Regions from separate parts of the Homo sapiens genome. Here regions 2 and 3 are each linked to region 1. A link is a loop called in an ENCODE intact Hi-C map of the cell type or tissue named here. Cell type or tissue: PC-9. All regions are shown on one strand.

Region 1 (8,000 bases):
TTATTTTAAGTCCCACTTTCAAAAGTTTCTGTTATCCAATTTATTTATTTTCTCTTGTTTTTATGATTATGATAACAATAGGATATTTTTTTACTTTTCATTATAAGTAAAAAGAAGTCTGGACTACACTCTAATGGACTAGGTTACAATCTTATGAGTGAAATTTACTATTTGTCATAAGAGGTTTCACGGAAAAAATGAGGATCAAATTCTCTCTCCCCTTAAAAACTACTTACCAACACTTCTGGAACATAACAAAGGGACAAATAAGATAATTTATGATGTTACTTTAGTGAAGAAGTTGGAAGTCAAGCTCATGTATATATTTTTAGTTCAGAACGTGGCCCTAGATGTGGAATCATAACATCTGGAACAGCTGGCGAGTGCTGAAAGAATCTCAGGGTTTTTCTTTTTCCTTAAGAAAGAAGCAATTTGAAAGATGAGGCTTTGTTTCAGAGAGGAAAGCTATTTATAACTGGTAGCTGGCAATTGTTGAAGCTATCTCTGGCTACTTTAGATATGAAATGAACTACCTTTTTCAAGAGTACAGTGGCCAAATCAGAAAACTCTCAACTTTTCCTTGGCTAATGCAAAGCACCTCTTTTATATTAATTTAAATGTGTGATGCCAGGACCTCTGATCCTCCTTGGAGAGGATTTTCCAGATGCAATAATGTGGCTAATTGCAATAAGCAGCCCTACTTCTCTCTACGTGGATATTTTCTTGTCCATCACGTTGAAAGATCTTAAAAGCCATGCTTACTCGCTCAACTTTATTCAGGAAACTTTGACACATTATAGCAAGTCTGTTAAAAATTTATTTCACTGGGCATAAAGATCTCTGGCTGCTTTGCTAGGCAGAAGTGAAGCAGTGAATTTGTACTCCAGATATAATTAGATTGACTCTTACTTTGGGGATACTTTTGGATCCTTCCACATCAAAGTAAGATCTGGAGGAGCAATGGCAAAATTCCTCTTTCTGGAAAAATTAACTGTGGTTTTCAGTAGCTGTTAGTGGACTGTAGCAAGACAGGCCTGTGCTCTTGCCAAGGATCTTTCTTTCCCGCCCATCCACACTGTTGTACTATCCCAAAGTACCTGGTCTCATGGGCATGCTCTACATGAAATGAGTTAGGGGTCAGCCCTGTTCTCAGCAGAGACTTGTCACAGAATCTTTCACCACCATCGGCAGCAATTAGCACTAATTGGTACCCTGTGCACCCGCAGAACAGCAAGGGCAGTGATGGAGTGAACAGGCAGGACAAATTACCCTTTCGCCTCTGGGAAGTGAACTTATTGGTTCTGTGCGAAGCTGCTCTGTTCCCACTACCTCAGCTGGGCCTAGGAGGTGGATTAAGGAGGAATTTATTCCCTGAGGCTGTCAAACAAAAGGATTGAAGAAGGTCAGTTCACTGAGTGGGCAAAACAAAGCAGCTGAGTTATGACCACGAAACAGCCATAAATAGGTCTCCACGTCCTCACTCCGTATTGCCTCACCCTTCCTATCTCTCCCTCTCGCTTTCCATTTCTCCCTATAATATTATAAATCCAATCAAAGCAAGTGCTCTGTCAGCATTTTTCTCTCCTTAGCCTCAGAGTGCCTGCTGTTTATACTCATTACTGTGCAAGCCGGGTCACCCCGTGGCTGGGAAGAGATGTGGTCATTTGTCTTTGCTTTGCTACTCTATCAATTCATCCTATCCACTTCACCAGAGATACGGGAGTGACGTGAAAACAAGTAAAATGGGACCTGTGCAAAACTTTGGTCTTTGCAGAATATTAATTCTACTACGTGCCCTTGGGTTTGTCATTCTAATATCTCTGCCATAGCTACTTTAAGTCAAGAGGTTAAAGAATCCTTGAGCGAATTATCAGAGAACAATTAATAATCCTTTCCTCTACTACAAGTAGCCACCAGATGACTTGGCATCACTCACAAGACAACAGAAGGCAAAGGGATGTTGGCATTCTGCCACCTTAGAAAACTCGCTCCTCCCTTTTGCTTAAGTCAGATGCCAGCACTCTTCTGAAGGCTGAGCAGAGAGGAATAGAAAAGGGAGTGGGCGTTTAATTAGCAAATTCACCACAAATAAACGACAGCACCAGGATATCATCAGCGCTCTTCTGTCTTCCTAAGATGAGGAATCGGTTTGAAACTAAACAAAAGCCATTCACTTTCCACCTTGCATTACTTAAAAAAATACTTCTTATCTGAGTTTTTAACCATTCATCTGGGAGGAAGGAACCTCAAAATGGTTGACCTAGAAATAATTCAGCTTTGCAGAGGTGTCTGAGCCCAGACATTACCAAAGCCAGGAGGGACCTTTTAGAAGCATTTATAACTAGATCGATACGTCAACTTGTCCTGCCCTCAGCTCACTCGAGTTTTTGCTGAAACTGAAAGAAGAGCTAGAAACAAACTGCCAGAAGGCTCACAGTTGTCACAGATCGTGTAAGGAGACAAGTCTAGTTTTTGTAGCTCCTTTCCCTTCCTAGAAGGGCTCCAAGCAAGCTGATGTGATATCTGGCCTAGATATCTTTTCATTCTCAATGGCTGGTAAAACACCTGATAGAAAATGCTCAACAACTGCGCATTACATGAAAGAATGGATAAATGAATCATCACTGAAAGGCTAGACGAGGTATAGACTTTATAGCAACTAACTGAGTTCATTCCACTCAGCTCAATGGATGCTCTTTTCTGGAGACCTAGAGCAAAATGAAAAATATATGACATTAGCCAGAAAAGTGACACACTTTCATTTATTCAATTGACAAACATTTATTGACACCTGTGACATGCCAGGCCCAATGCAAGGCAATTGTACACAAAATGAAAAACATAGACTCTGCCTCATAAAGTTTAGTTTAGTTGAAAAGGCAGAGATCAGAACACATAAAGAAAGACAAAGAGATGTGAAATAGCCATCCTAGACTACATCATGGAGAGTACAGAGCAGGAGGCTGCCTGCTCTGGGAATTTATAGAGGAGGAACATTTGAGCTGGGTCTTTGTAGATAAGCAGGGAACCGAAATGGGAAAGAGATGGGTATTCCAGGCTCAGAGAGTGATGGCAAAGCAGAGAATGGCTCTGATGAAGAATGGGCTTGAGGGAGAGGAAGTCACTAAGCATCATGTTGATAGGGAAATGGGATGGGGTGGAGAAGAAAGGAGGTAGAGAGGGTGGAAGGAGAAGGAAAGAAAAAGGATGGAGACTAAGAGAGCTTGGCCTGTGATCGTTTGGCCAAGGGCCTGCGTTCTACCTGGAATACAGGTTTGGACTCTAACCTAAGGCAACAGGGCACCACAAACAAGTTTTAACCAGGACAGTGGCAAGCTCAGATTGTCTAGGAAGACAATGTAATTAACCTGGTCCACAAAGCAGTGTCCCTTTCGTTCCCCATTCATTCCTTGAGTGTGCTTCTGGAAGCTTTGCCTAAATGAATGTTTCCAAATGATACTAAAAGACTTTAAAAAAAGTTAAAAAGACAGTGTATGGAAGTTGTTGGTCAAGGGATGAAAAATTTCAGTTAGGAGGAATAAGTTCAAGAGATCTATTGTACAACATGGTGACTGTAGCTAATAGTGTATTGTATCCTTGAAAATTGCTGAGAGAGTAGATTTTAAGTGTTCTCATCACAATAATTTGATAAGTATGTGCGGGAATGCATATGTTAATTATCTTGATTTAGCTGTTCCACAAGTATACATATTTCAAAACATGCTATACATGATAAACATATACTTTGTCAATTAAATATATGTATATATATAATTTTTTTAATAACACTGTGAGAAATGGGTTGGAGCAGAAGAAAAATAAAGTCAGGAGACTGTTTGATAGCTATTGTAAGGGCAAAGTTTAGGAGGTAAAATTGATAACCCTTGATGATGAAATAATTCAAAAGCTAAAAGGAAACATGGACTTGATAATAATGGAGGTGTTTCCAGCCAGGACATCTGAGTGGTTGAAATGCTTCTTGAAAGACTAGAACCTCTACTTTTAACTCCAGAAAAGAGACACTTGGCCATCAAAATAGTCTCAAAATTGTCATCACTATGTTGAACTATTGTATCTTAAAGGCAGGAACAAATGGCATGTTTCCGATCTGTGTCAGAAAATAGCAAAAAATACTTTAATACAGAGGAGCCTCACAGAGATCAAGGAAACTATGACCTTAAAATATTATCATTTCTCAAAGGTCTAGTTTGTGTTTTCGGTGCCTTTGGTGAACGAGAAAGCAAAGGCTACCTTGGAATTAAGGATGAAAAATCATTTCAGTGATAAAGCTCCACATTCATTCACTCCTAACTTCCAGGTTTTAAATGCAATCTTGATTTTATCTCACCTAAGAACAAGAGTGTGCATTTGGTTTTCTTATTAAAGTTTGACTCAAAAAGCTGTGCAACTACTCAAGGTCCAGAGACAAAGAACAATGATGGAAAGGTGAAGCACATTTCACAGGAATGTGAGATGGCAGGTCTGAGCTAGCAGCGGCCCCTCCCTCCGCCTCGGCCTTGCAGATATTTGCCTCCTCTGCCGCAGGCCTCGGGGATCCAGGCCTGTACATTATTCATTTTGCCTTTGGCACCTGGAGCACACCTTTCAACCGCATGGACAGATGGATGGACATAGCTATGCTAGTAGTCACTTCCCCACTGCAAAATGCACCTGAAAACCACATCTTCCCAAGCTTTCCCTCAGGCATTTTAAATACTCAAAACCTGGTAAATTTTTCAATTTTACACCAAAGTGAACAAGTACCCTACTGTGCAGGAGTTTTACTCAACTCCAAAAGGAGAAAGTATTTTTTAAAAGTTATAAGCAGCTTAAATACGGTTTTGCACAATAAGCTGTTTCATTTGGCTTTTTATCTGTATCAAAACTAGACAGTAAAATGTTTACTGCTTCCTAACTAGATCTGGCAAAGGTTTTATTCTATGTCCTTACTTTGTATTTTCTCTCAGAAATCTCAGGAAATTAAGGATAAAATGAGTATTAACAATGTTTATGTTACAAATGTAAACACAGGAAAGTCAAGAAGCCTTTTAAACATTCCTGGTTTTTTTCTTTTTTTTTTTTTTTTGAGACAGGGTCCTATTCTGTCACCCAGGCTGCTATGCAGTGGCATGATCATAGCTCACTGTTGCCTCGACCTCCTGGGCTCAAGCCATCCTCCCGCCTCAGCCTCCCAATAGTTGGGACTACAGGCATGCACCACCACATGCAGCTAATATTTTAAAATTTTTTGTGAAGACAGGGTCTCCCTGTGTTGCCCAGGCTGGTCCTGAAGCTCCTCGGCTCAGGTGATCCTCCCATGTTGTCCTCCTAGATTGCTGGGATTACAGACGTGAGCAACCGTGCTGGCCTAGGAAGCATTTTAAAAAGGAAACATTTAATAGTCATTTTATTATCTATGCTGTTCCCAAGTAAAAGCTATATATTCTTGTCCTGTTTTCCAAATATTCCTCTGCTGAGGAATTGATATGTCAGAATAAACACACTTACAAAAGAATCTTTATTTTGCTTTTGTTGACTTGAGTTTGTAACTCAAATAAACTGAATTGCTCAATTGTTTCACATGTATCATAAACACAGTGAAGCGTTTAATTTTTCTTACTATATTTCTTGGTAATACCTGTCAAGTCAGCTAATCAAATAGATATCATCATCTACTCTGCTATGTTCTTTTTTCTCTTCTACTTATTATCTGAAACACACCAAAGGCAATGGGAGGCATGAGCGAATTTAAATCCCTTATAAATTATCCCTAGCAATGGTATTTTGCCTTTACCTTCAAGAAGGGCTTTTATAATGAACTCTCTTATAGGGACTTTGAAGAAAACAGAAGAGAGGCACGAAACTGAGCACCCTGTGGAGAGCCTTTCTAAACAGAAGGCCAGGCCATCTTCCCGCTCAGTTCTGCCTGGACAGCATTTGTTAGGGGCAAACAATTTTCTCCTCCTGAGCCCTGTACAAAACATTTTCAGGATCTAACTCCCAACACAGCAGATTTCTTGACATCTAATCACAGCTGCCTGGTTTTATTGCTAATAATGGTCTATTAAAATTCCAAATCAGCTTATTAGTATCTTTATGTATTTCTTCAATGAATAAAACAAGAATTCCAACAGAACTCTCTTTTTAAGTCAGTAACAAAGCATCAAAGTGATAAGGGACAAAAACCCAGAGAATTCATCTTTAAATTGCTATCAAGGGAAATGAAAACAAAAAAAAATGGGGGTCATTCACTGTAGCAACAACCTCTCTCCTGATAAAAAATAAAATGCCATGCATGCAGATATTGGCCAAGACAAAGGAGAGAAGTTATTTCTATTAAAGATCTTTCATGTAAGTGGCCATTTTCATTTGATGATATTTATAGCACTGTGAGAAAATTAAGTAAATTAAAAGTTTAACATTTGCATGCATCTATTTACACAAAAGACTTAAGTTTAAAACAAGATAATATGGTAAGATGATGTAGAAAGAGAAATAATTTCTCTGAAAGTAATTAAAGTTAAAAAATAAGAATCTTAGGCCAGGTGCGGTGGCTCACACCTGTAATCCCAGCACTTTGGGAGGCCAAGGTGGGCAGATCACCTGAGTGAGGAGTTTGAAACCAGCCTGGCCAATATGGCAAAACCCCATCTCTACTAAAAATACAAAAATTAGCTGGGCATGGTGGTGAGCACCTGTAATCCCAGATTTTCAGGAGGCTCAGGCAGGAGAATTGCTTGAACCCAGGAGGCAGAAGTTGCAGTGAGCCAAGATCGTACCGTTGCACTCCAGCCTGGGGGACAGAGTGAGACTCCATCTCAAATAAAGAAATAAATAAATAAGAATCTTTTTAAAAAATAAAAATCTTTTTCTAGAGATATGGGAGCCTATGCTCTGCTTGGAAACTACATTGTCAGTAGAAATATGGCTATGATCAGTAACTACAGGGGCTAGGCACTGAACACAGGCCCTGTGAACAAGGATGAGGGCTCCTATGGTTCCCAACCAGAGTGGGTGATCTCTGTTGTCCATAGGGAGAATCAGTGCCCTACACATAGCCAAAGAGCATTGCCTGCATGACAGTAACAGTATCAACTGCCCTGGATGAAGACTCCTCCATCATTTTTTTTTTCAAGACCAAGCAAGCGTCTAAAGTTCTTGAACAATTCGAAGAGTAGAGCCCTAATAAGACCAACGTAATATTCTTCTGCTAACCAGGCAGACTGAAGCATACCAATTTTTTCTTAATCTTTTAAAAAATGTGAGAAGTATAATATTATTACACCAGTATTATAGTTTATGTATGTTTCAATAGCAAAACGTAAACAGACCTAGGAAATTCAACTCAAATAAAAAGTGGGCACAAATATGCCAACTCTAAAGGTCAACACGGTTGTCTTTGGCTCTGTGCTATTTTGAAATGATCAGTCTGTGTTGAAGGCTAAGATCTTTTTTAAAAGGCAAGTTCCAAAGCACATTTATTGTTATGACTTTACTTGAGCTTTCTGAAGAAAACATAATGGTTTTAAGAAAATATTGAATGTGGCTTTCAAAATCCCTAAATGAATCTACATATACATAAAAAATGCCTAATGCCACATATAAAGGTCATATACCTTCTTGACCCTTCATCCAGGAGCCAAATTCAGGTGGGTGCCGACGACTTCTCAGCTACTGGTAGATGACCACTCCCTCTTACCTGTTACTCAGCCCGTGCATAGATTTGAGTAATTTCATCAGTTACCAAAAGTGAAGCATTGGACTCTGATCTTGCAAAGCAAATAACTCTTTGGGTTTACAAAGGGCAAAAATTTCCATGGGAAATCCCACATATTATAATCACCCTGGGTGGATCCACATTGGTACACCAATGTGTTCCAATACTATATTTCCTATGAACCAACTAAAGTCAGATTCCTGGAAGGAACACTTCTTGGTTCCTACCATATCTATGAAATGCCTACATCCCCTTACTGAGGTATTAAGAATGTTCAGAAAGC
Region 2 (8,000 bases), 280 kb before region 1:
TAATCATACTTTGTTTCCTTTTCATATGGAAGTTGAATTTTTATTTTTCTTATTTTGTTTTCATTGTCAACATTCCAGATTGGGTTTTATGTAAATGCTTCTTAGAAAATATATAAATATTACATCAATATCCAAAAGAGCGAAAAATTTATTCCAATAAAACATTACTAATATATGTAACATTCCAATTCTCTTTTACTAGGCCTCTAGGTATGGTAGCGAAAAAAAATCCAGCTCCAGAGTTGGCATAATCTATATTAGCTTAAAATATTAATAATTTAGCCCAAAGGTCAACTTTTTAATAGAGAATACTTGGTCGTTCTTAATAAAATATTTAAAGAGTGAAAAATACCTGAAATAAAGCATTTTAAAAGAATTAGTGATAACTTTAAAGTAATCAGCATGCTCTTCTCCTTGGGGGCCAATATTCAGAAAAAGCAGTTCATTTTATTTTATTGACAATATAGTGATATTTGGCAGGTTGTGTATTTTTCCCCTATTTAATTTTTTAAAAATTTAATGTTGAACACCTGCCAGATTGGCAGCACTGGAAGTCTAAGTTACTGTGTGGAATTGGCTCTCCATCAAACTGTGTTCCTCAGGTTGGGGATGCAGGTTTTTGTGAGATTTTTTTTTCTCCTACCTTAATTACTTTCCCCCTACAGCACAGCCATTAATGAATCAGAGACACCACTAGAGAAGAGATTGATCCACTTCGTCCCTGGTGAGAAATAATACTGATTTCTTAGTATTATGGGAGAATAATTTGAACTGAGAAAGAAAAAAAAGAGTTAAAGTCAGGAAAAAAAAAAAAAGATTCTTCTCTCTAGGAAGGATAATAGATCATGTAGTCCTGGTTGTTAATATCATTTAATAGGCTGTCTGCATAGTTTCTAACCCCATCTGAGTAAATCACAGGAAATGCCTGAGCCTCACTGAAGATCCTGCTTATTCCCCTACAGAAATGTTGACTGCATAAAAGGGCCCTTGAGCTGCAATACAACTCACAGCTATGCTTGCATCACTTCTAACACACACTGCCCAGGTGATCAACTATTCTTCCAGGGAAAAGAAACTTTATATCCCCTAAGTGAGCTCATTGGAGAGATAAATATTCTTTTTATTGAGTCAAAATGTCGCTTCTTCCTAACTCAGACCCTAAATGGTGCTGTAGTCACTGGAGCTAGTTCCATCCCTTAGGCTGAGTTCCTGGGAAATTCTTGTGCTAGATTTTAGACCGTCTTCCTCTTTCCAATCAAATCAAAGTTAATACAAAAATAATCATTCTCATAAGTTATTGTTACTTATGTCTCTAGGCCTGTCTCCAAGTGACCCCAAACTAAATGACAGTAGTTCACATTGTGAAAGGGATGATATTGAATGATGCAAAATCCTGGATTTTGCAAGAAAAAGAAATTTTCAGTTTACAATTTTAAATATATAAAATCCCCCAAATAACTTTGCTCTAACAAGTGCTGACCATAACAAAACACAATAAAATCGTCAGTCCGGACAGAAAAGCTCCTTGTTCTAAGAACCAAATAGGCAATATCACATAAAAACCACCTCATATGACTTTTTCTTCTAGACATAGGTCAAACCAAAACAAGCATATATATTAGCCAAATAGAAATTAATAGAAACCATTGAAAATGGGCTTCTGTTTGTACTCAGGGGAGTTCACAGAAGGGGGGGTGCATGACCAATTAAGGGCTAATTTTCTGGTGTCTCAACTATCAACATTTACACTCTTTATAAAAAGTGTCATAGTCAGTAAACGATTGCAAAATGATATGCATGACAGTTGCACATTTTTGTCCTGTAATACATGTTGTTGGTGATTAAAAATTTCAGAGGAGTGACAAACGTTAATGAATTCTGCATGCCATAAATAGTGAATTACCCTAGAACAAATGCTGAAGAGAAAAGTGACAGAGAATATGAGATTAGAATGGCATATTTGGAGAATGTGCATAATAGTCTATCTGCGTCTACTGATTCAGGCACCAACTGAAATCAGTTGCTTTAATGCAAACATGCCTAGGTGTCTTCTATCCTTTGAAAGTCACTTTGTCTGCTACCAAGAAACTCATTGCAAATTCCATTTCTCTATGCCAGAGAATGACCGACCCTCTTGGAAAATAAAGCAAAAGTTGGTAGGGAGGCAGTCTGAGTGGAGGAAGCAGTTTCTGCAGCTTTCCCAGGTAAAAGCACTTCATCCTGGGTTTCACTCCACCTGAAGATAGCTGCAAATGTGTACGAGACTTGTTGTCATAAAGCAGCCGGACTCCTATTCCACCAGCCAGTGCTCCAAAGGTGGTTACGTCATTCAGGCTTTCCAACGGTGGTGTCAAGATAAACCTCTGCATTTGAGAGACCACATGCTTTCAGTGTTGGTCTGCATGCTCCTACATTTTGCAGAAGCACACAGTTTAGAATGAACTTACATACAACAGGGCTGTTTATAATAAAGCATGTCAAGTTCATTTAGTTGAAAATTACATTTGTGGCTAAATGCTATCATTTCATTTTCTTGAGTTTATAAAATCTTTTGATCTGGTTGATTCAAAAATGCTGAGCAATACAAATATACAACACTTTCCTGGATTCAATAGTTTCCCGTTTCTAACATTATAGGCAGGAAAAGTTGATGTGAAGGTAGCTATGTTTAATATGTTGTATAAAATGATGTATGTGGGAGATTTTTAAATAAAAATCATACAATCATTTTTCAGGGTAGTTTTCTTTTTGGAGTATTTAAAACCTCACTCATTGACAAAGGGATATCTTTTAAGGCTCAGTTTCATTTAGGTATAGAAACTCCTCTCTAAATAGGGACGAAGAAAAATGGTTTTAAAATGCTAAGTATGTATTTCTTTAAGAACATTTCCTTTTTTCTCAATGAGGAAGCTAATTCAGACTCAGAGACAAAGATAAGTAAAAATAAGTTCCCATCTACTGAAGACCTCTGTGAGAAAGCCACTTCATTTGCCCTCTCATTTATATGAGCAGTATTTTGACTAAAATAAACAGAACAGTTCTTGTGTCTCTTCCCTATACCCATATATCTTATGTCTCTAACTGGCAAGAAAAAAGTATCGTAAATATAAGTCACAGAGAAAAACAGCTCTGCTGGTGGCTGATGAGAAGGATTTTAATATGACCCTGCTACAGATGACTTCCTATGAGCTGATCAAAGTCGTGTCTGGAAAAGAGATAATAAAACAAAACAAATGCCTAGAAATTAAAGCAAGCAGGACAAAAGTAGACAATTGAGTTTCCACAAAAATCTAAGAAACCCCCACATGCACATAAACTACTCCTTTGCTTTGTCTGAATGTTCCCTGCCTGCTCTTAGAAGCTGCATAAGAAGTCAGGGATATTTACCATTACTCAATAAGCCAAGCACCTTTTTACCTAAATTGGATCTCCTAAGTTTCCATCCAAATGAAACAAGCACACTAAAAGAATTTGCTTCTGAAAGGAAGTTGAGTTTAATATTCCATTTTAGTGACTATGTAAATCATACAATGTCTTATAAACAAAGCAAGTTTATTCTCAAGAAAGAGATTATAAAATGTAACACCGTCTTTTGGGAAGCCATTTACCTGATTCAGACAACTTTAGCACAGTCTTTACATCATTGAACCTTAAATGTCTTCCCCTAAGTCTCTCAGTTTATGTTCAAACAGGCATCTGTTTTTCAAGTAACCAAGTAAACATAACCTGTTCATGTGGAAGCTATTGACTTCTGTAGCTAATAAGCATTACACAAACCAAGGAAAATGGTAAGGTTATGACAAATGGCATTCTGTTTCCTTTAAGATATGTTATGATATACCAAAATGATTGCCAATACCATACTTGACACACACAATTGAGGATTTTCCAAACATTTTTACTATATTTATTTATACCAAATGCATCATGTGGCATATTGATTTGATTGTATAGGCAATTTCCCCTACAAAAACTAGAGTCAAGGAAAAAACACTCCATCAAAATTACAGACTTAGGAAAGAGGAAAAACAAACATGGAAATACATTTGAAGTAGTAGTCTTTAAAAAATAAAATGTCCTGTATGAAACTCCAGGTTGGATATAGAAATTTGTTCTGGAAGAACTATATAGATGATGTCAGAGTGCCTGAACCATAACCAAAAAGTTCACAGCTAGGATCAATTATGAGTAATTGATTATCTCACTTGCATTGGTCAATGTGTGTGTGAGCTCATTATCAATGAAGTAAGTAGCGTGGTCTATGTCTCTAACAGACTAAAAGCAGCTCCTTAGGGCCACTTGAATGACTATGTGTGTGTGAACAAGTACAAGTGAAGGGTCTTATAAGATACCAAGCATTAACATGTCATGGTTTTGAGGGGGGTTGGTTTGGGGAGGTCTTTTGGGGGGTTATTCATGGAGGTTGGGCAACATGGCTGAGTTCTAGTCAGCGCTGGAGTGCTGACAAGACACTTTGGCCAAAGTGTCACATCCCATTCTCTTGGCCTTTCCCAAATTCATTTCTCTCTCCCAGAGAGATTCACTGAGCAGTTAAATATCATGCTTAATAGCCCTCTGACATAAGAAAGAGATTATATTTAATAGATTTGAATATCCTTTTTCCTATCACACTTAGCATTTCACAATTCGGGAACTTAATTTGTTTGCAAAGGTACAGAAAAAGAAAGTGATTTCTGGATTTCATATATAGTACTTTCTTGCCCCCTACTGGAAAATGTGAACCTGGCATACTAAGAATTCTAATTTTAAAGTGTTTTCCGATTGATCTTTCCTATAAGCCAGTTCACAAACCCACATATACTTCAAACAAGAATAAAATGTAGTAGGTGTAGAAGTTTAATACCATTAACTATGCATTTTATTAAAAAATAATGAACTTAAGAAATCCAATTTACTTTTAAAAATACCCTCAGGAGTACAAAAGTCAATTTTCCAATTGCATAGTGAAAGTAAATCCACCATATCAAGGTGAAAACTGGTACAATTCTTTGTAAATAGAGCTTAAGGGGAGCTTAACATTAAACTGGATTTGCAAAGATTATAAAGAAGTGTGTTTTCTGCTTTTTAAATATTATTCATGACTTCTTGAGCATCAAAAAAATAATTCCATTAGAAAGGGTATTTCAATATTAGCTTTATTTTTGAAGGTACACATGCAGTTTTTCTTGAGAAATATTTTTAACACAGAGAACCCGGGGCCCCTGGACCACTTTTTGATCATTTCTTCTGCAGCAGTGAGTTATGAACATGCTCTCACTGGAATGATGGCCACCACTATTTCTTGGATACACATTTTCGCTTTTGTGGTTCAAGGCCTCTACATTCTTTTATGCAAATCCAGCTAATCACGAATTGCAACCCATGCAATGATTAATGTTCTTTGACAACATTCTTTTGTCATCCGATTCCAGTGATTGTGAGGTCCATAGTCAGAATGACCAGCCCTCAAACAAAGAAGAGGCCATTCTTTGCGGGGCACACTGCTGGGATGTGCCTCTGGCTTCTCATGCCTCCTTCAGTCTCTGACACCCAGGAGGGAACTACTGCTGGACTGAAAGACTGAAAGAGCCTCTGAAAGAGGCTCTGTGGGGAACTTCTCCATCGTCAGCCACATGGAGCTTTTCACTCAGTGACCCGAATCATTCAAAGGACAGGCCACTTCCACGGTAAGGCAGGAACGCCTCACAAGGGCAGGCAGGCACACCCAATGAAGAGAAAGAGCTTCCCCTTTCTGGCATCTCTCCTCCAACACGGAAGGTCTTCAAAGGCCAGTTCTTGGACAAGAGCCAGATACCAAGATAAGTGCTGCTCACGAAAGGCACCGAGCAGATGTGACGATAACCAGACCTTTTTCGTTCCTCCTAGCCCTTGATTTCAGTCTACAGAGGGCTCCACCGTCTCCTCGGGGTGGGAATTACCTGGATTCCTTTCATGCTAAGTGCTAGTCCTCAGTTCCAATTCTTTTCATGCAAAGGCAGAGCCAGCCAGGTGAGACAGAGGGGATTATCTTTGACGACGGTCTTTAAAACCCATATTACAAACATCTGCTCTACTCTGGTGTATTAGGCCGTTCTCAAACAGCTATAAATACATACCTGGGACTCAGTAATTTATAAGGAAAAGAGGCTTAATTGCTCATGGTTCCGCTGGCTGTACAGGAAGCATGATGCTGGCTTCTGCTCAGCCTCTGGGGAGGCCTCAGAAAACTTACAACCATAGTGAAAGGTGAAGGGGAAGCAGATATCTCCCATGGCTGGAACAGCAGCAAGAGAGAGCGGAGAGATGCCACACACTTTTAAACAACCAGATCTCATGAGGACTCACTATCACAAGAAGAGCCCTACGTGGATGGTGCTAAACCACTCTTGAGAAAACCACCCCATGATCCAATCACCTTCCACCAGGCCCCACTTAGGCCCCACTTCTAACACTGGGGATTACGATACAATTCAACATGAGATTTGGTGGGGACACAGATCCAAACTGTATCATATGACAAATATCCTTTCCTGTTGTTATACTTTAAAATGGCAGCCTTCTGGGGGTCCGGGAAAGGGTAGAAATTCAGAGTGTTAGCATCTTAGAATGCCTAAAAAGGGTTTTGAACCTTTTAGGACTAAGACAGTCACTTCAGTTATAGGTACCAAAAATGCTTCCACAGAAAAATTAGCTGCGGTATAAAGAGCAAATGCCAAATCTCCTGGCTGACCTCTATGTGATCTGCTTAGAATGAGCATCTTCCAAATTTTTTAGCAAACAAAAATGTGTATTACCAAGCTCTAGTGAATAATTCCACCCCTTCCTTTACAGTAGTAAGGGTTAGAAACTGGGGACACCAAGAAGGAATGACCCAAGTTGAACTGAAGTGTGAATAAACTTAGTTCAGTGATGATCCTGCCCTATGTCCTGCTACAGAAGTAACGTTCAGTTGTATACCAATTTTGAAAGCATCGAGAAATCATCAGAAATGTATCCCCCAGTCTCACTCCACTCCATTGGGAGTTAACTGCCAGGACAACTTTTGAAGATAAAAATCAATAATGCAAGGTCGTTGGAGTTTTCCCAATCATTTTCCTCCTGATTTGCCTTCCTGGGTATCTCCTCAATGTTCACTAGTTCTATTTTAAGAAAAAGGAAACCAGCATGGTATGACGGTCATTAAATCAAGTCATTTACATACCCATGACTCTGGTTGAAATATATTTATTAGTGGATATGGAGTTAATTTTACAATATCTCTATATAGGTAAGCTGATTTCATTATCTGAAATCGGAGTCAAAGTTTGCAGTTCACTCTATCCTCAGGATCCTCTAGGCCTATTTTCGAAAATTTAAGATACAAAACTATTAAGTATTCAAACAAGCATTTTCTCAGACCTGAATCTGTTTCCTGAGAAAAATTTTAGCCTACCTTCAAATACAGGGAGGAAGAATCTACATGCAAAAAGAAAAGTCTTCGCTAATCTTCCCAAGTACAAATCAAGAGAACTATCCACATTCCCACTATCTAAATACATAGGACAGTGAGATTGCCTGGGACAGAGCCATGGCCATTTGCAGCCAGTTGTCAGTAGACAGGGAGCATTTCTGGGTGTCACCTCTCCATTGCTTTGGGATTCCTGATACAGAACACACAGAGGCTGCAAGAAGCCTTTCAGGAGATGGGGGTCCTCAGTGTCATCACCTCAACTTGTATGCATTGTCTTTACAATGAGCGACACAGAAACTTTCACTTCCCGTTATCTCAAAAGATTTTAATCTCAAATCTTCCGCTCTTCAACTCCTGTGGAAGCTAGGCTGAAGTGGTTGATTTTCCAAGAGCCTATGGTCTTTAGCCCTGTAGTATTCCCCCTTACAAGCCCAGTTCTGGTTCTCAAGAAAGGCACACTCGGGAACTAAATAATCAAACTTCATCAAACTCTCCATTTGCAGTTTTATAGACAAGCCCCTCACAGTTGCTCCACACAATAGTTAGGTGA
Region 3 (8,000 bases), 370 kb before region 1:
GGACTTGAAATATTTATAGTAAAACTCTTTAAATTTAATGATGTGAACAGAAATTAAACCATTAATCTGGCCTATAGCACATGAATTAAAAGGAAGCTTTATTGCTTATCTTTATGTAAACTTCTTGCTCATTTATAATTTCATTTATTGACACATCTTTTGTAATACTCAAGTATCAAGGTCATTTTAATTGACTAAATGCTTTTTTTTTTTTTTTTTTTTTTTTTTGAGACGGAGTCTCGCTCTGTTGCCCAGGCTGGAGTTCAGTGGCGCGATCTCGGCTCACTGCAAGCTCTGCCTCCCAGGCTCACACCATTCTCCTGCCTCAGTCTCCCGAGTAGCTGAGACTACAGGCACCCGCCTCTACGCCCGGCTAATTTTTTGTATTTTCAGTAGAGACGGGGTTTCCCCGTGTTAGCCAGGATGGTCTCGATCTCCTGACCTCATGATCCACCCGCCTCGGCCTCCCAAAATGCTGGGATTACAAGCATGAGCCACCGCGCCTGGCCTTAATTGACTAAATTCTCTAAGACCTCTGCAGATTTTTTTAGTTCAGCCCCACTATTTTCTCAGATAGTTAAAATTTATTCAACGATTTCAAATGTTCTGTAAAAGTTGAATGTGCCCAGATTTTCTTATTTTAATCAAAGTAATATGCATACATCGTTAAAGAAAAACCAATAGAAGACCTGTAATGAACAGCAACACTTTCCCTTTCTTTAACTTTTATATTAAGTTCAGGAGTACATGTGCAGGTTTGTTATACAGGCAAATCTGAGCAATGCTTTCTTAACCCACTTCATTTTACCCTTTCTTGCTCTGCTTCACTTCTGAGACTCAAAATTGCTCTTAATGGGTTTCGTATTTTTTTGTCAGTATTTTCATAAATGTAAATAGTAGACCACTATTTCTACTTAGGTATTACCTATCGACACCAGAGCATAGAAGCTGTAAATTTAGCTCACTGATCACTGTTCACAATCATTTTTTTCTCTCTCTCCAACTATTTAAAGCTATAATACAATATTATATCTCTGGTAACTCCATTTATAAAATCAAATGATATGCTTACACTCTATTTGCTGTTCCAGCAATGGTGAGCACTATTGCTTGAGAGTTTAGCCTATAAGTAGGATATTATTGGCAGTTTTTACCTCCATCTTCCCAACTCCCCACTCCCATCTTCAGTTAACCATAAACTTTCACATTATGAAGATTAACATTTATGTCTTGAAATCATAATTTGTGAGCTCTGAGTGTAGATTAAGCACTAAAGTTAAAAATCGGTAATACGTATTTACACTTTCTAGTAAATATTGGTCCCTGTGGAGCCATGCTAGACAGACATTAACATATACCCTTCCCAAGTCAAAGGTCACGACACATCAATAATTCAAAAGTGAGTGTTCCCAGCTTAGAAGTCAGGGATTCATCAGGTATTCAATGCGTCCCAGATTTTACTTTTCACCCTATTTGGACAATGGCATTCTCAAGATATTTTATGCTTCATTCATTCTTCCAGTACTGCTTTGTAATATTAATTTAAAGATTTGGGTTATACTTGACCTCCAAGAAATATTTTTTGTTATTTAATTTTCTCCTCGCCATTTTTTCTGTTCTTTCTTTCTGGAACTCCTATGTATCAGACATTGGTCTTTTTATGTTGTTCCTCTACGCTTTTGATCTTTCTCTGATATTATGTGTTGCTTTGTATTTTCTGGAGTTTTTACTCAACTATAATCACTCATCTTTCATTTATTAACATTTATTTTTATTTCAGCAAGCATATTTTTAATTTTTAAGATATGTTCTTTGTCCTTGATTGTTCATATTTCATAGCAGCCTGCATTTATCCTTTATATTTGACATTTCTTTGGTTTCTCTGAGGATAATTAAAGTCTTTATAAAATAATGAGAGCAATAATATTTTTCAAAATGTTGACTCATCTCCAAATTTTCTTGGCTTCCTCCTGAATTTTTTGTGCTTTTTATCTTCCTTTCACATGCTGACAGTCCTCAGCACGTTGGGAACCGTCCATCTCCATTTTCTCTATTACAAATCTTGTGTGTTTTCTTGCTGGGCTTCTCCTTGAATGAAAGCCAGTCTGGGGGTTCTGTTTGTGTGGGTGCACTTGCAGGCTGAGTGGACAGGCAGGGAGCACAGGCCTGTCTGGGGCCTTATAGAGCTGGTTCAGTGAAGCTTCTATTCTGGACTCTCCACCTTCCACCAGCAATCCTCATTCTCAGGAAACTTGTCCAACTAAGGGAGAGGGTTTGCATAAACACGTTCTGGGTTTTGTCCAAAGATCAATTCTGAATTGCCTATCTCTGTTCTGTGGTGAGGTTTCTATCTAGGGAAACGTTCATTTGATGCCATTTGAATTAACTCCTTATTTTCCACCCATCTCACTCCCATCTTTGATAACTGTTGGATGCCACATTTTTTTTTTATCAAGAGATTTACAAGAAAATGATCTTTAACTTCCACTACTATCCCACTCTGGCCCATAGCTTCTTTAACCCTCTTTTTCCATCAGTATGTTCTCATATGTTTTCAGAATTCAGAAAAATTTGAAATTCAGCATCTAGTAACTGCTGCCCTGCCTCCCGTGATCTCTGCTACTGTAAATCTATCCTCATCACTAATTCTATATTATGTTTGCAGTGTTTTGGAGGAGAAGGGGGGAAAAAGCATGGGGAAAGACAAGGGAAGACAAAACCAACATTTAGTCCACCACCTTCAATTGGCAACCAGTGTAGTCTTGTAAATAAAAGACATTCATGTTTGGACAAAAATTAACATAATATCGTGTTAGTGTTTTCAACATAGTCCACCTGCAGCTTGTATGATTTTAAAACCACCATGGACTTAAATTAAACCTAAACTCTAGAATTACACTGTCCAAACATACAGCTATTTAAATTTAAATGAAATCAAGTGAAATTAAATTTAAAATCCATTTCCTCAGTCATGCTAGTCAGGTTTCAAATGCTCAATGCCACATGTGGCTAGTGCCTACTGGACTGGACAGTGAAGCTGGAGGGCATTCTTAACACAGCATAAAGTGCTGGTGGACAGTGCTTCCATGGAGCAAACTCAGAGCTCATCGGTGAAGAATTAACTCATTGAAAATCAGGTGTAACTGATGAGGAATGGGGAAGGGGCCTCTCTTTCCTTTTTATTTCTGTCATGTTGTGTTAAAATGCCCCTGCATGTGTTTCAGGAAGGAAATCTGTTTCCTACAGGTCCTTTGCTTTCTGTCGGGGGCAGCCGCATGGGTCCACCCTACTGTAGGAGCTGACTGAGGGCATGCCAGCAGCAGTCGTGGTGAAAAGGTGAGAACTTTGAATGCTTGCATTGCTTCCTGAGAGGAAGGGGGCAGGCGCTTCAGTGTTTATGTTATACAGGCAGGCTTACACATTTGGAGGGTCTTAAATTACCTCTGAGAACGGTACGTGAGAACAGCCAAGGAGAGAAGACAGGAATTTGACGAGGACTTTACTCTGTGCTCATTTCCAGTTCACAGGCCATCAGTGAGCCGGTAATGGTGACAGCTCATCTCACCTCCCTGGAATCTGTCCCTGAATAGCTCACTGTAAACTTTTAAACTGAACTCTGATAAGGAAGAACTACCTCTAGCCTGCCGTAAATTGTGGAGTTTTATCTACTTTGTGGTCTTTTGTGATGAATTGGATTACAGTTTCGGAAGTGAGAAGTAACATAGAAACCAAAATTTTGCATTGATTCATGACGTTAGGGCATGAGGAGGGACAGGTTTATGCAATTTAAAGGAAATTCAGCACCCTGGGAACTTACACCAGCTGGTTTTATGCCTAAGAAGTAGGTACAGGGTGGAAAAAAAAGAGAAACCAACTACAAGCCAAAATAAAGCTAACCCTCTGAGGCTAGTCAGTGATTCACTCTGGAATTTCAAAACTGCAGAAATTGCATAGGACTTCCATGCCTCATGAACGGCACTCCCTGTGGGAAAGAGCCAGCGGACTGTTGCATTCATAAAAAAATGATACATGACGTGCTCTCAGCACCCCTCCATAGGATCCAATAGATTGTCTAAAAGTCAACATCCTCTCATGTTAGAAATTAAGTCTCTTAAATATTATTTTTATCTTTAGGCTTAAAAATTATATCTGTATATACCCATGCTCTCTAAAATATTTTTGTTTCTTTAGTGTACTAGTATACATTTTTAATGGTAAAACCCACATAAGGCATTTTTCTCTGTTTTTCCTTTTTTTCTCTAAACTTAATTAGGGCACACAGTTTTGATTTGTAGTTTTTTATGGAGAGAATAAATAACAAGTCATAATATATTTTTATACAAAAATGACCAAGAGTTCATAGATTTAACAATTTTTTTCAATACAGGCAAACTGAATGACATTAAAAAAAACCTGTATTCAGGTCTGATTTTCAGTTTGAATTTCTGCATGGATCACATTAATTGGGTGTTTTAATTTCCATTTTGTATGTGTTGGATATGAACACATACTAATTCATGTCATATAATCTATGCTGTATTGCCCCATATCTATCCATTAAACACATATAAGTTGAGAGCCTGATAAAAGAAGGACACTGCAGCAAAGAGAGCAATGAATCAAACACAGATTCCTTCTCAGAAGTTGGATACTTTGCAGAGATGGTAAGGCCCAATAACTAGCATCAAGTGCAGTCCTGAATCCCTGTTTGGGCCAAATTTTCAATTTGCCCTAGAGCCTTAGGATAGGCAAAAGACAGCCCTGAGTTCTCTTCACCCATCCTACCCCTGCCTGCTCAGGGCACTACCAAGTGGGAGCAATCATGGCTCCATGTGATCACTAGGGAGAAGGATCTGGAAATGAAAGGATAGGGGAGGGGGATCATTTCATTACAGCCCTCTTTATTACGCCATTGGTATTTTCCCCTACAAAGTCCCAACAACTTAACCAATCATGGTAGAGAAATTTCAATTCCATGTATGTGGATTTCTACAGCCAAGCAGAAAGTGATGCATTCTTCATGCTGCTTTAGGAAGATGGCAGTCAAAGAAGAGTCTGAACCAAAGCAGTGCCATCTCTGGATGGGCAAAGCTTCTGCAGCAACGGTTTACAGATGCCCCAGCAGGAGCACTAGAAAGGGAGCCAATCGCATTACTGAGAGAGCTGGGGCCAGAGAGCTGGGACCTGAGAGCAGGTAATATGTGAACTAGGACGCTGATTGCAGATGGCACCTAGCATGTGAGGAAAGGGTCTAGCTGAGCTGGGAGTCATTCCATGTGACCTGTAGCAGCTGCACCCAGTCAGAGACAATCACAGGACTGCAATCAGGAAGCCTAGTTTGTGTCCTGAGTCAGCACCTTCTCCCCGACTTCTCAATGACTACTCCAAATTTTAACTATTCTTAAGCCTTCACCCTAATCCACACCTCAGTCTTTACTGAAAACCTACCTTCTACCACATCAAGAAAATCTGAAATCATCAAGCAGGAACTCCTTCAAACTCTAACACCTGCCTCTTAAAAATGAGTCTGTCTCCATAATCAGTCTTATCTTTTCAGTCTCATAGGAAGAGTTATCACTTTTTGTTCAACACCAACTTGTAAATGAGATGTCTTTCTTAGTCCTCCTTTAAAATGTCTGCTCCCCTAACCTGGAATTTTATGTTTTCACTTTCTCAAGGCTTAATCCTCATCAGCTATAACAGGGTCTAATCTCTGTCATTTTGAAAGTTACCCTTCTTTTATTTTATATCCCTCTTAAGCTTTCTTAAGCAGGTTTCGCTGTAGACCCTTTGAGATCTGGTGAAGCCTATTGATCCTTTCTTGGAATAATGTGTGTAAATAAGATATTTAGGTTTACCAAAGAATCCAGTTATATTGGTAAAGTCATCAAAATAATATTAACAATGATATGTGATTCATTAATTCTCCAGTGGACAAATCTAGAGTCAGATCTAGTAACTACCATAATTTTAGAATCATGAGTGTAACAATAATATGTAATACCAACAATAACCTTAAGGTAATATATGTGATTTCTGAGCAAGTTGGGGTTACTGCTAATACTATCCCGCTTGTTATCTAAGTTTCATTATTAAAAGAAATACAAAATTACAATTAGAAGATTAGTGAAAATAAAGATGTTCCCATTCAAGTTCCCGGAATTCCATCCTTGGATATCATGGAGGGAGCATGAACTCTCTGCTCCTCTCTTCACCATCACCATTCTTTTTTTATTATTATTATTATACTTTAAGTTATAGGGTACATGTGCACAATGTGCAGGTTTGTTACATATGTATACATGCGCCATGTTGGTGTGCTGCACCCATTAACTCGTCATTAACATTAGGTATATCTCCTAATGCTATCCTTCCCCTGTCCCCCCACCCCATGACAGGCCCCAGTGTGTGATGTTCCCCACCCTGTGCCCAAGTGTTCTCATTGTTCAGTTCCCACCTATGAGTGAGAACATGTGGTGTTTGGTTTTTTTAATAATTCTCGAATTTGTTTTCTGCCTTGCTGGGATCTTGCTTCTGCCCTACCTCTCTTTTGACCTTGTCTTGGGAAGGAACCCCAGTGGTGTCCCATGTGTTGTGTAACTGCACTCCAATCAGTTCACATCTGATTTGATCTTTGGAATACAGACTGTGAACATTCTCACACATGCTGAAAACCTCTCCTTTCCCCTCCTTCCTCAATTGGCTGATGGCTAAAACTTACTGTTTCCTAATCATTGTGTCTGCTTACCTGGTCTCTGCTCACCTTAATTGTTTAGTTTACACATGGCTCTAAACTGTTTGCATCAAAGATAGCATGTCCTAATTACCTATTCTTTGAGGATAAAAAGGCTTAGATGAACCTAAAAAGGGAAGGGAAATTAATGTTAACAGAGGACTTATCATGATAACATCATGCAAAGTACTTACCACATGATTTTATTCACATCTTCCAGTGATTCACAAAGGTTATTCCCACTTTGGAGAATATACTTGAGTAAACTGATATTCAGAATCATAAGTACATTTCTTAAAGTCACGTCACTGGGAGGTGGTAGAATGAGGATTGAAATCCTGGTTTACTGAAATTAGGTTTTCTTTTTTTTTTTTTTTTTTTTTTTTTTGAGACGGAGTCTCGCTCTGTCGCCCAGGCTGGAGTGCAGTGGCGGGATCTCGGCTCACTGCAAGCTCCGCCTCCCGGGTTCACGCCATTCTCCCGCCTCAGCCTCCCAAGTAGCTGGGACTACAGGCGCCCGCCACTACGCCCGGCTAATTTTTTGTATTTTTAGTAGAGACGGGGTTTCACCATTTTAGCCGGGATGGTCTCGATCTCCTGACCTCGTGATCCGCCCGCCTCGGCCTCCCAAAGTGCTGGGATTACAGGCGTGAGCCACCGCGCCCGGCCAGGTTTTCTATATGTAGTAATGTTCTCTCCATCTAACGTCACACCTGCTTTGTTTAGGTGAAGCGTGGCTTGGGAAGGGAACAGGGGAGAAGAGCAGGGGTACAGGAAGCATAGTTCTGACAATGCTGCTCCTAGCTCACCTGTCACTGTTCTCAACCCCAGAGCCACCTTACTCCAATACCTAGAAAGTGTCTGTTCCAGCCTTATGGGGACAGCTCAAAACCATGGCAACAAACAAGTCTCTTTGAGCGCCTGACATAAGCCCAAAAGACATGTTTTGATGAAGGTAATTTCATCAGTGCAGACAGGCAACCTGGAAAACTTAGTCTCATTTCCACTAAAACAACTTTCTTTGCAAAAGGATATTTCTGTCAGATGATGACCTAAATTTCCCTCCTTGGCTCACTGTGGAAGGTACAGGCTTGCCACGTCTATCTCCACTCAGGACAAGTAACAAGATGGCCAAACTGAGGGTACAGTTCTGACACCATCTGGGTGGCCTGGCAGTCCTCCTTCAGGTCAACCTGCTGGAAAGTGAGCTCTGCAAGCTCCAATCACCACAATGGCCTTCGTGACCAATCTTCTGCTTGCTGGTTGA

What was found. Hi-C counts contacts between places; a loop is a spot of excess contacts. Peaks named below come from ENCODE experiments on the same cell type or tissue, not always from the same donor. Only the 100,000 strongest peaks of a DNase experiment are listed, where the experiment ranks them.
Region 2: a loop joins it to region 1, with 4 times the contacts of the local background. A loop is called at or near these places in 6 of 110 quality-filtered maps.
Region 3: it touches region 1 in a loop (9-fold over the local background); 3 of 110 quality-filtered maps call a loop at or near these places.

What each region holds. Positions count from the first base shown.
Region 1 is chr13:102,908,093-102,916,092 of GRCh38, reverse strand. No RefSeq gene overlaps it. Among named protein-coding and RNA genes, the nearest start is that of ERCC5, 66 kb to the right of the region's middle. In PC-9, no CTCF peak of the experiment used is centred here; a DNase peak (open chromatin) is centred at 4,582; H3K27ac peaks cover 2,181 bases.
Region 2 is chr13:103,185,616-103,193,615 of GRCh38, reverse strand. No RefSeq gene overlaps it. Among named protein-coding and RNA genes, the nearest start is that of SLC10A2, 120 kb to the right of the region's middle. In PC-9, CTCF peaks have their summits at 4,513 and 4,713 (motif pointing left); a DNase peak (open chromatin) is centred at 4,655.
Region 3 is chr13:103,278,705-103,286,704 of GRCh38, reverse strand. No RefSeq gene overlaps it. Among named protein-coding and RNA genes, the nearest start is that of LINC01309, 140 kb to the left of the region's middle. In PC-9, no CTCF peak of the experiment used is centred here; a DNase peak (open chromatin) is centred at 3,924; H3K4me3 peaks cover 1,841 bases; H3K27ac peaks cover 2,847 bases.